2 separate regions of the Homo sapiens genome follow, and region 1 is linked to region 2. A link is an interaction called in ENCODE POLR2A ChIA-PET data of the cell type or tissue named here. Cell type or tissue: GM12878. All regions are shown on one strand. Links, peaks and the distances in the headings refer to the core of each region. The heading gives the core; the rest is flanking DNA.

Region 1 (5,389 bases), core at 323-5,322, 300 kb after region 2:
AACTGTCTTCCTTTCCAAAATTTTTTGTGTTTTGCTGTTGTTTATCTTGTTTTCTTGAGATAAATGTTTGTGTTTCTCATTTCCCCTCTTGGCCAGTTTTTCGGTATAAAAATTTTTGAAGCTGATACTTACAAACTTCTAACTCCTCTCTTCCTTTGGGCTTAGATACTTACCCAAACTGGAACTATATTTAAAAGTCTCCTTAATTGCAAGACCTTGACTTTATAGAGGTAAAAGGTCAATTTTAAAACCCATACCCTATACAGTAACCTAACTCAATTCAGGTGCTTTGATTGGTTCACTGCTTTGACAATTACAAGAAACACCACTAGCATCTGAAGAAATTGAAATCCCAGGACTGTCTTCACATCTAAATCCACAATGGTGCCTGGAGCAAATCATGGATCAAAATATCTGATTGGCCAACAACTGACTGGTAATTGTCCATAATTGATTCTCCTGTAAAGTGCAAATGATAGTTAGTTAACAGCAAAGAAATTGAAATATCCTCTCTTTAATGGTAAATTTTATATCTTCATTTAATTTTCAAAAGGCAGGAAAAATATTTTATAAATATCAACCTCCTAGGTCAATTTCTAAAACTTCCAACTTAATAATTGTTTAATATATATTTTGAGTTTTTTTTCTTCATGCAGCATGTATGTTGAGGTCACAGTATGTGAACAGATGGAATATATGGCAGGGGCCAACTAATTAACATTAAAGACAGGGGACCCATTGTCTTTCTATAACTCCCATCCATCTACCTTCATTTCTGTCACCATGGTACCTAGTGGTTCAATTACTGAGTGTTGTGAATAAACTATTAAACAAAACCAACTCCATATAATGCTGCTACTTGATGTTTAAGAAGCTATGCTTGAATATTTTCTAAATCACTGAAACCTTCTCAATAATTTCCTCTGATAAAGGAGGTGAGACTGTAGGGGTTTTTGTGCAATTTATTTAGTTTACAGACCAGTGGAGTGGGAACTGGCATATTTTAAATTGCATCATTGACATTCTTGTGGTTTCTAGCTGCAAGGGCCAACTCTAGAATGCCTCTGAGGTTGAGCCAAAGGAGCATGAGAAAGCATGTGGTTCTTATAAGCCCATATCACATGTAGCATGCTGGGGATTTCAAAAAAGCAGGCATTCTCCAGACTTGAATTAACTCCTGCTTCTTCCCAGAGCAGCCATTTCCTCATAGACTCGGATGGAATCAAACCAGGAAGCTCTAAGCAGCATGAAAGCTCTCAAATGTGACCTGTGAGTTTTTCCTAAGTTTTCTTGGCAGCCTGTGGCAGAAGAGCACTGAAAATAGATGCAATAGAATTACCATGTGATCCAGCAATCCCAGGTATATATTCAAAAGAATGCAAAGCTGGATCTCAAAGAGATATTTGCACACCCGTGTTCATTGCAGCACTATTCACAATAGTCAAGATGTGGAAACAACCCAAATGTCCATCAACAGATGAATGGATAAAAAAAAATATGGTATATACACACAATAGCACATTATTCAGCCTTAAAAAAGAAGGAAATTCTGTTATATGCTGCAACATGGATGAACATTAGGAAAGGAGAATGGTGGTTGCCAGAGGCTGGGGGAGGGGGAAATGGACAGTTGGTGTTCAATGAGTGTAGTTTCAGTTTTGCAAGATGGAAAGGTTCTGGAGACCTGTTGTATAACAATGTGAATATACTTTACACTACTAAATTGTACATTTAAAATGGTTAGGATGATAAATTTTATGTTATGTGTTTTTACCACAATTTTAAAAAATACAGTTGACCTTCAAATAACACAGATTTAAACTGCATGGGTGCACTTATACTCAGATTTTCTTCCACCTCTGCCACCTTTGAGGCAACCAGAACAACCCCTCCTCTTTCTCCTCCTCCTCAGTCCACTCAACATGAAAATGATGAGTATGAAGACCTTTATGATGATCGACATGGCACTTAATACATAGTAAATATATTTTCTCTTCCTTATGATTTTCTTAACAATATTTTTTTTCTCTAGCTTACTTTATTGTAAGAATACAGTATATAAGTCATAAAACACAAAATATGTGTCAATTGACTGTTATAGGTAGGACATCTGGACAATAGTAGGCTATTAGTAGTTAAGTTCTGGGGGAAGTCAAAAGTCATACATGAATTTTCCACTGCAAGGGAAGTTGTCAAGGGTCAATGGTAACTTCTAGTGTCCCCTTACCTTGAACTCAGGGGTTGTAATGAACTCAGCAGCTGGTCTGCAGAGGACCTTAGTGAGGTAATTCTGATTGGAGAAAGCTACTTTCCAGCTAAAATTACTTGCATTGGAGTTGACCAATGTGTAGAATGCCTGCCAGAACCTACATCCCAGAACCCTACTGGGCTGCCCCACTGCCTCGAAAGCTATTGTGGAAAGCCAGGAATCTTCTGAGAGTCTCTAAGTTCAGATGTGGAGAAAGATGGCACAAATAAAGAAACAAATCAACACACCAGCAAATGTGTTTGACTCGGGGAGGTGTCTCTAGGGGACAACGTTAACTTGGGGTAGCATATCCACATATCTTTTTTCCCGACATGCCCCAAAACTTGCAGAATTTTATACCTGGAAGGAACAATAATAATCAGTCAGAAGAAATATATTACCTCATTTCATAAGAGGAAAGTGAAGTGAAGGAAGGTAAGAGACTTACTTACGCAAGGACCTCCAGAGAAATGATTAGAAAGTTGAGTTTAGGATTCTCAGTCTCAAGGGGGATTTTAGGCAGAATCCATTCTTGAATGAGACATGACAGGAAAGACCAATATTAACAAACACACGGGACAAAACTGGCTCTATTTTTGTTGAAAGGAAAGCAGAGGTGGCAGGAACGGTGGGGTGTCATTTCCCCTCTCCACACCCCGAGCCCACCCTGGGCCCTAGAGGCATGCCTGTGACTGCCTGTGCCTCAAAACTCTGTAAGGCACAGTTTGAAGAGCACCCTAGCATACCACCACTTTTCACTGGACACTCCCACTACAGCATTTATAGAGGAGGTCATTATCTTACTTTGTAATTTTTGTTTGCATGTCTGCAGGAAGAAAGTTCAAAATAATAGCTACCATATATTGAGTATTTACTGTGTGCTGGCTTGCTGGCTAAATACGTTACAGACATTATTTAATCAAATCCACCCAAAAAAGTTATTGTTTTATCCCATTTTGCAGGCGGAAGAAAAAGGCCATGTAAAATAGGTTGCTTATAAGTGGCAGGACTGGGATTCAAACACAATTATGACCAAAGACCTGTGCCTATAACCAAAGCAGCAATCAGGCTTGTGATTGGTTCATCTTTGGATGCCCATTACCTAGCATAAGGCCAGTACATAGTAGGTGCTTCATAAAAATGCTTTGATTGAGATTCCTCTGGTTCACAGACATCATTTTAAAGTGCTAAATTTCTACAAAAAGAATAATTTTAAAATGTTAAACATTTAAAAAACAAAATTGTCAAAAGAAAAAAGAAATAATTTAAAAACTACAAGCGCAAATTTCTCAGGGAAGGTTAATGACTATCAATCACTCACACGTAAGTGTGAATTGGTTAAATCTGGTTGCTTTAACTGTTAGCTCTTGCCTAAGCCGCGTGGAATCTAGTGTAGTATCTAAGATCATTAACTAGAGTTGGGCTCTTAAAATCTTCTCTATCATTTAGTGGCTATGTAACCCTGGGCAAACCATCTAACCTCTCTAACTCAGTTTTCCCATCTGTAAAATGGATATTATGGTAGAATTTATCACCTGGAATTACTGTCTGGATTGGATGAATTTATTCAAAAGTATTTAGAACAGAAATTGGTCATAGTAAGCACTCAATAAAAAATAATATATTGGCCGGGTGCAGTGGCTCACACCTGTAATCCCAGCACTTTGAGAGGCCGAGGTAAGCAGGACATTTGAAGCCTGGAGTTTGAGACCAGCCTGGCCAACATGGTGAAACCCCGTCTGTACTAAAAATACAAAAAAATTAGTCAGGCGTGGTGGCACGCACCTGTAATTCCGGCTACGTGGGTGGCTGAGATATGAGAATTGCTTGAACCCCGGAGGCAGAGGTTGCAGTGATCGAGTCACTGCATTCCAGCCTGGGTGACAAAGTGAGACTGTCTCAAAAAAAAAAAAAAAAATCAAAGGGATGCCTGCACTTGCATGTTTATGGCAGCACTATGCACTATAGTAAAGGTATAGAATCAACCTAAGTGTTCGTCAATGGATAAATGGATAAAGTAAATGTGGTATATGTATATACACAATGGAATACCATTCAGCCATAAAAAGAATAAAATTGTATCACTTGCAGCAACACGGATGGAACTGGAGGTCATTATCTTAAGTGAAATAAACCAGGCACAGAAAGAAAAATATCACGTGTTCTCAGTTATATGTGGGAGCTAAAAATTTGATCACCTGGAAGTAGAGAGTGGAATAATGGATAACAGAGACTGGGAAAGATGAGTAGCGGGGAGAGGGGAATATAAAGAGAGATAGGTTAAAAGATACAAACATACAGTAAGATGGAATCAATTCAATGTTTGGTCAGAGCAGGGTGACTATACTTAACAAGAAAGTATTGTACTCAAGTGGTGGACTCTCTGAATGCCCTGACTTCATCACTACACAATATATACACATAACACAATTTCTCATGCACTCTATACATTTGTACAAATAAAAATAAATAAATAATCATTAATTACTATTATAAACCACAATGAAGAAAAGGGTATTATGTATACTTTTTGGCTTGGTTGTCATTGTTTTTTTTTTTTTTTTTTTCAAAAGGAGGGAGAGAAGGTAGGTAGTTTTTAAGCATGGTTTGGGCTGCTGAGATGGGAGACCAGAGCAAATGTACCAGGGAGTCCCTGGGCATCTGATGATGGACTATTACAGAGGATAAGAGTAATCTAGGCCGGGCGCGGTGGCTCATGCCAGCAATCCCAGCACTTTGGGAGACCAAGGCAGGCAGATCACGAGGTCAGGATTTCGACACCTGCCTGACCAACATGGTGAAAACTAGTCTTTACTAAAAATACAAAAATTAGCCAGGTGTGGTGGTACTTGCCTGTAATTCCAGCTTCTTGGGAGGCTGAGGCAGGGGAATCACTTGAACCCAGGAGGCAGAGGTTGCAGGAGTTGAGATTGCACCATTCCACTCTAGCCTGGCGACAGAGCGAGACTCCGTCTCAAATAACAAACAAACAAAAAAAGAGTAATCTAGACAAGGGCCAAAGATAGCTCATTTCAGGAATGTGCTTAAGACCTGCACTTATCTAGGTAAGGAAACAATACTTCTATTTCATTTTCATCTCTTCCACATCTCTTGGCAGCTGATCTGGACTCAATTTTGAGC
Region 2 (5,389 bases), core at 313-5,312:
TTTCATTTTTCTAATTTTATCTTCCATTTTTAAAAAAGTTTACTGTACTAGACGTAACTTTTTAAGCTGCCTGAAATTCTTCTTAGGTTTACAAATGATATAAACTGGTAAATAAAGATGATCAGACCTTAAGCACATATAGCACACATGGCTGGGATGAAACAACTAAGTAGCAAAATATTAATTTATAAAACAAATTAAACAGCAAAAAAAGAAAATAGTAAAATCCAACTCTCCTGGACCATTGGAGGAGGAACTGCAAGGGATGATGAAGATTTCATAGAGCAAATGATTTCTACACTCTGGGAAAGAATTCTTCAGGCAGTACACCACTTTAAAATGGTGCTTGACTCACCAAAACATCAGAGCCGTCTTCAACTTTTCACAACGCAGAGCAGAGAAAGAGGAAGATCACTTGTAGATGGAGTGTGGCAGGAATTTTGTGAAGTGTATAAAGAAGTTAGCAAGTGTATAAAGAAGATAGCCATTTACTAAGCATCTGCTATGTAGCAGGCACTCTGCTAGACATTTGTTATGGAATGAATCATTTAATCCTTGTAATAAACTTGCAAGGATATATTTTAGCCCACCCCCTACCTAAAACCAATAAATATGTGGCTCAGAAAAGTAAATTAACTGGTCTAAGAGCAAGTAATTAGTAAAAAGTTGAGCTGGGATTTGATATAAAGAAAAATCTGATCTAAACTTGATAATATTTCTGCTTCCCCAAATTGCCTCCTTAAAGTTTACACATTGTTTGGTCTCTTCAATACACATCAAAATTATCAATACCTATAGAAATGTCAATGAAAAGTCTTCCTTTAAATTAGAATATTTAGAAACTTTAGGCCCAGAGACTAAAAAGTATGTGAAATTAGTATAAAAGTATGTAAAATGTTTGTAAAGAAATGATGATAACTTCGTAGACCAATGTGGCATGTAAAACATGTGGGCCACAGAGGGAGATTAAGAAAAAAATATATGCAATCATAATAATAAAAGTGGAGTTACTCCAGACTATGCTTTTTGCCAATTCTTTGGTGAGAAGGGATTGGTAGTTAATTATAGAACCACTTTCTATATTAATTCTAGATATTGTATTCTAATCCTTAGAAAGTAGGCTGTGGAAGAACTAATAATTGCCCTCAAGGACCCATTCTCTTCTTCTCATAAGAGAATCTATGGTTGCCCAACTAAAGCTTCTATTTCGCAGCACTCATTGCAGATAGTTATAGCTATGGACTCAGTTCTGGCCAGTGGACTCTGAATAAAGGTACTATGTACACTGTTGGCTGTGCTCTTAAAGCTAAGGGATGTGCCATCTCATCCCCTGTGCTCTCTTTGTTGGCTGGGAAGCTGGCAGGATGATAGGAGTTAAGCCAGCCATTATGGACTTTCAGATGGAAACCAGCTGTTGAGGATGAGAGAGCGACAAAAAGAAGACCGTCAAGATTGTGGGGCTAATTTACCAGCCTGAATTGCCAACCTGTGTTTTTGTATTACAGGCAAATAAAGTATGTGTTTTTAAAGTCGCTGTTATTTTGAGTCTCATTGTAACTGCAGCCAAACCAATATTCTAATGAATAAACTATATTCTAACTAATAATTAAACAGAACACTCCATTCCCCACCCAAATCTCCTGAATATGAATGTATGCAAGAATTCTCCATGTAGAACTATATCGTTTATTTTGGTATTCATATTATGGTACATTTTCTCCTAACAACTTGTTAGGACTTGTCATTTCCTTGCTTTCTGAACTCTCTTCATTGAAAAGTCTCCCAAAGGATTCTGGCTTCTCATGTTGTCTTAGGAGTGTCTTTACTGGGTCCAGAAACCTTGGGTCATTTCTTTTAAGTGCAGGATAGGTACAACTGGGAAAGTAAAGACACTATAGGATGATCTAATATTTATTAGTGATTTTGTTTATGCCCAAACACTCCAAAAAGTGTCTGGAAATTTCTGCCATAATCTGATTTATAAGAACCCTTTGAAACCTGGGCAGCATGTTGGATCAGGAGTTCTCAGACTTGTCTGAGGTTTTTAGATCCAGTACATGGGCAGCTTCCTGAAGAGGGGTACAGGGGGAAGCATGTGTGTGGAGGAGGTGTTATAACCAGAATTCCCCTATAGTTGCCTTTTCTAAAAAAGGGTTTAGAGAAGATGTGGGAGGAGTCCCCCTAAACCACTAAAATGTCTCAGTTGTAAAACTGATGACTCTCTGGTGAGCACACAAAGCCAACAGCTTCAAGTTCTATAGTCCATTTTGATGAAGACAGAAAAAGTTAAAGGGCATTTACCCAATTTTTGTGGATGATTGAACAGGCTATTGCACTACGCAAAACTAGGAAATACTAAGCAAATACCAGAAAACTTATTACAGAGTTTGAATCAGAGTTAGTTTCAGGTAGCATCAGGAATTGCACGTAGCCTCTTGAATTCTTTGTCTTCACTTTACATATCCCATAGCAGAACACAAGGGGTCAGCCTCATATAATGGATGCTAGAGTTTAGGGGGCAAGGTGGGATGGAGGAAGCAAGGAGACCACCTGGGGATGTTAGCTATATCCTGTCTTATAAGAAATGCTATAGGGGGCTGGGTGTGGTGGCTCACGCCTATAATCCCAGCACTTTGGGAGGCTGAGGCAGGCAGATCACGAGGTCAGGAGATTGAGACCAACCTGGCTAACACAGTCATCTCTACTAAAAATACAAAAAAAAATTAGCTGGACATGGTGGCGGGCACCTGTAGTCCCAGCTACCCGGGAGGCTGAGGCAGGAGAATGGCATGAACCTGGGAGGCAGAGTTTGCTCCACTGCACTCCAGCCTGGGTGACAGAGTGAGACTCTGTCTCAAAAAAAAAAAAAAAAAGAAAAAGAAAAAGAAAAAGAAATGCTATAGGGAGTTCTTCAAGTTGAAACAAACAAAAAAAAGCTAACAACGTCAAAACATAAGAAAGTATAAAACTCACTGTAAAATAAGAATGTAGTCAAATTCAGGATACTCTGATATTGTAATGTAGGTGCATAAATAACTTTTAACTCCAATGTAAAAGTTAAAAGACAAAAGTATTAAAAATAACTATAGCTATAATAATTTGTTAATATACATGATATACAATAGAGGTAAATTGTGACATCAGTAATGTAAAATATGGAGGAGGAAAGTTAAAGTGTAGAGTTTTTCTAAATTTGACTACTTACTTTTCTAGTGAGCTTTATACTTTCATATGTTTTCATGTTGTTATTTAGCATCTTTTCATTTCAACTTGCAGAACTCCCTTTAGAATTTCTTGTAAAGCAGGTCCAGTGGCAATGAACACCCACATGCAGCTGAAGTTGAGTTGTTTCCTGCTTAAAGTAGGCTGTTATAACTACAAGATACTTTATGTAAGCCTCATGGTAAGCATCCCCCCAGAAAGCTGTAATAGATACACAAAAGATAAAGAGAAAGGAAGCAAACTACCACCAAAAATCATTACATTATAAAAGAGGACAACAATAGAGGAAGAATGGAACAAAGGAACTACAAAACAGTGAGAAAACAATTAAAGTGGCTGTAATAAGTTCTTGCCTATCAATAATATACTTTAAATGTAAATGGGTCAAATTCTCAAATGTAAAGTCATAAAGTGGCTGATGGATTAAAAAAAAAAGACCTCACTATATGCTGCATACGAGAGACTCACTTTAGCTTTAAAAACACATGCAGGCTGAAAGTAAGGAGATGGGAAAAAAATATTGCATGAAAATGGTAACCAAAAAAAGAGCAGGAGTGTCTATACTTACATGAGATACAATATACTTTAAGTCAAAAACCGTCACAAGCGTCAAAGAAGGTTACTATATAATAATAAAGAGACAGATTCATCAAGAGGATATAGCAATTGTACATATATATGCACCCAACATTGGAGCACCTAAATATTCATATATTAAGCAAGTACTAAAAGAACTGAAAGGAAAAATAGACAACAATAAAATAATAGTATGGGACTTCAGTACCTGACTTTCAACTATGGATAGATCATCCAGACAGAAAATCAAAAAGAAAACAGCAGACTTGAAGAATGTTATAGGCCAAATAGACCTAATATACATGTACAGAACATTCCACCCAACAGCGGTAGAATACACGTTCAAGTGCACATAGAACAGTCTCTAGGATAAATTATATGTTAGGCCAGAAAACAAATCTAAGAAAATTAAAATCTTATCAGATATATTTTCTAACTACAATAGTATGAAACTAGAACTCAATTATAGGAAGAAAATTGGAAAATCCACAAATATATGAAAATTGAACAGCATACTCCTGAGCAACAAATGGGTCCAAGAAAATATTTTTTAAAATCTTGAGACAAATGAAAATGGAAACACAACATACCAACAGAAACAGAAAGAGCTGAAGAGAGAAGTTTATAGTAATAAATGCCTACATAAAGGAAGAAACATATCTCAAATAATCTAAACTTACACTTCAAGGAACTAGAAAAAGGAGAACAAACTAAGTCCAAAGTCAGCAGAAAGAAGAAAATAATAAAGACTAGAGCAGAAGTAAGTGAAATAGAGGCTAGAAAACCAAGAGAAAAATTCAAAGATACTTAGAGTTGGTTTTTGGAAATAATAAACAAAATTGAGAAACTAGTTGAATTAATTGAAAAGAGAAAGAAAATTCAAGTAAATTAAATTTTACATAAAAAGGAGATAGATATTACAATGATATCACAGAAATACAAAGAATCATAAGAGATTACTATTAATAATTATATGCCAACAATTGGATAATCTAGAAAAAATGGATATATTCCCAGAAACATACAATTTACCAATACTAAATTATGAGTAAATAGAAAAGCTGTACAGACAAAAAACAAGTAAGGAGATTGAATCTGTATTTGAAAACCTTTTAGTGAAGAAAAATCCAGGACCTGATGTCTTCACTGGTGAATTCTACCAAAGAATTCTTCTTAAAGAAGAATTAATGCCAATCCTTCTCAAACTCCTCCAAAAAATTAAAGAGGAGGGAACACATCTAACTAACTTTACCAAGTCAGCATTACCCTGATACTAAAGCTGGAAAAAGACATCACAAGAAAAAAATTATAAGCCAGGATGAACAATGATGTAAAAATCCTCAATAAGATACTAGCAAGCCATATTCAACAGCATATTAAAAGATCATACACCATGATCAAGTGTGATTTATTCCAAAGATACAAGGATGGCTCAACATACACAAATCAATATATGCGATACACCACATTAACAGATTGAATAATAAAAATAGCATTTTTATAATAAAAATAATATAGTCATCTCTATAGATGCAAAAAACCCACATTTGACCAAATTCAACATCCTTTCATGATTAAAACTCTTAACAAT

Evidence for each region. ChIA-PET counts read pairs that join two places held together with the same protein. Peaks named below come from ENCODE experiments on the same cell type or tissue, not always from the same donor. Only the 100,000 strongest peaks of a DNase experiment are listed, where the experiment ranks them.
Region 1: POLR2A ChIA-PET joins it to region 2 with 5 read pairs; 1 of 35 experiments calls an interaction of 5 or more read pairs at or near these places.

What each region holds. Positions count from the first base shown.
Region 1 is chr6:137,633,032-137,638,420 of GRCh38, reverse strand. No RefSeq gene overlaps it. Among named protein-coding and RNA genes, the nearest start is that of LINC03004, 30 kb to the left of the region's middle. RefSeq lists a silencer at 1,038-1,097 and an enhancer at 3,912-4,021. In GM12878, for the core only: no CTCF peak of the experiment used is centred there; a DNase peak (open chromatin) is centred at 1,039; H3K27ac peaks cover 1,131 bases.
Region 2 is chr6:137,937,169-137,942,557 of GRCh38, reverse strand. No RefSeq gene overlaps it. Among named protein-coding and RNA genes, the nearest start is that of LINC02865, 5.5 kb to the left of the region's middle. In GM12878, for the core only: a CTCF peak has its summit at 2,482 (motif pointing right); a DNase peak (open chromatin) is centred at 2,357; H3K4me3 peaks cover 504 bases; H3K27ac peaks cover 3,015 bases.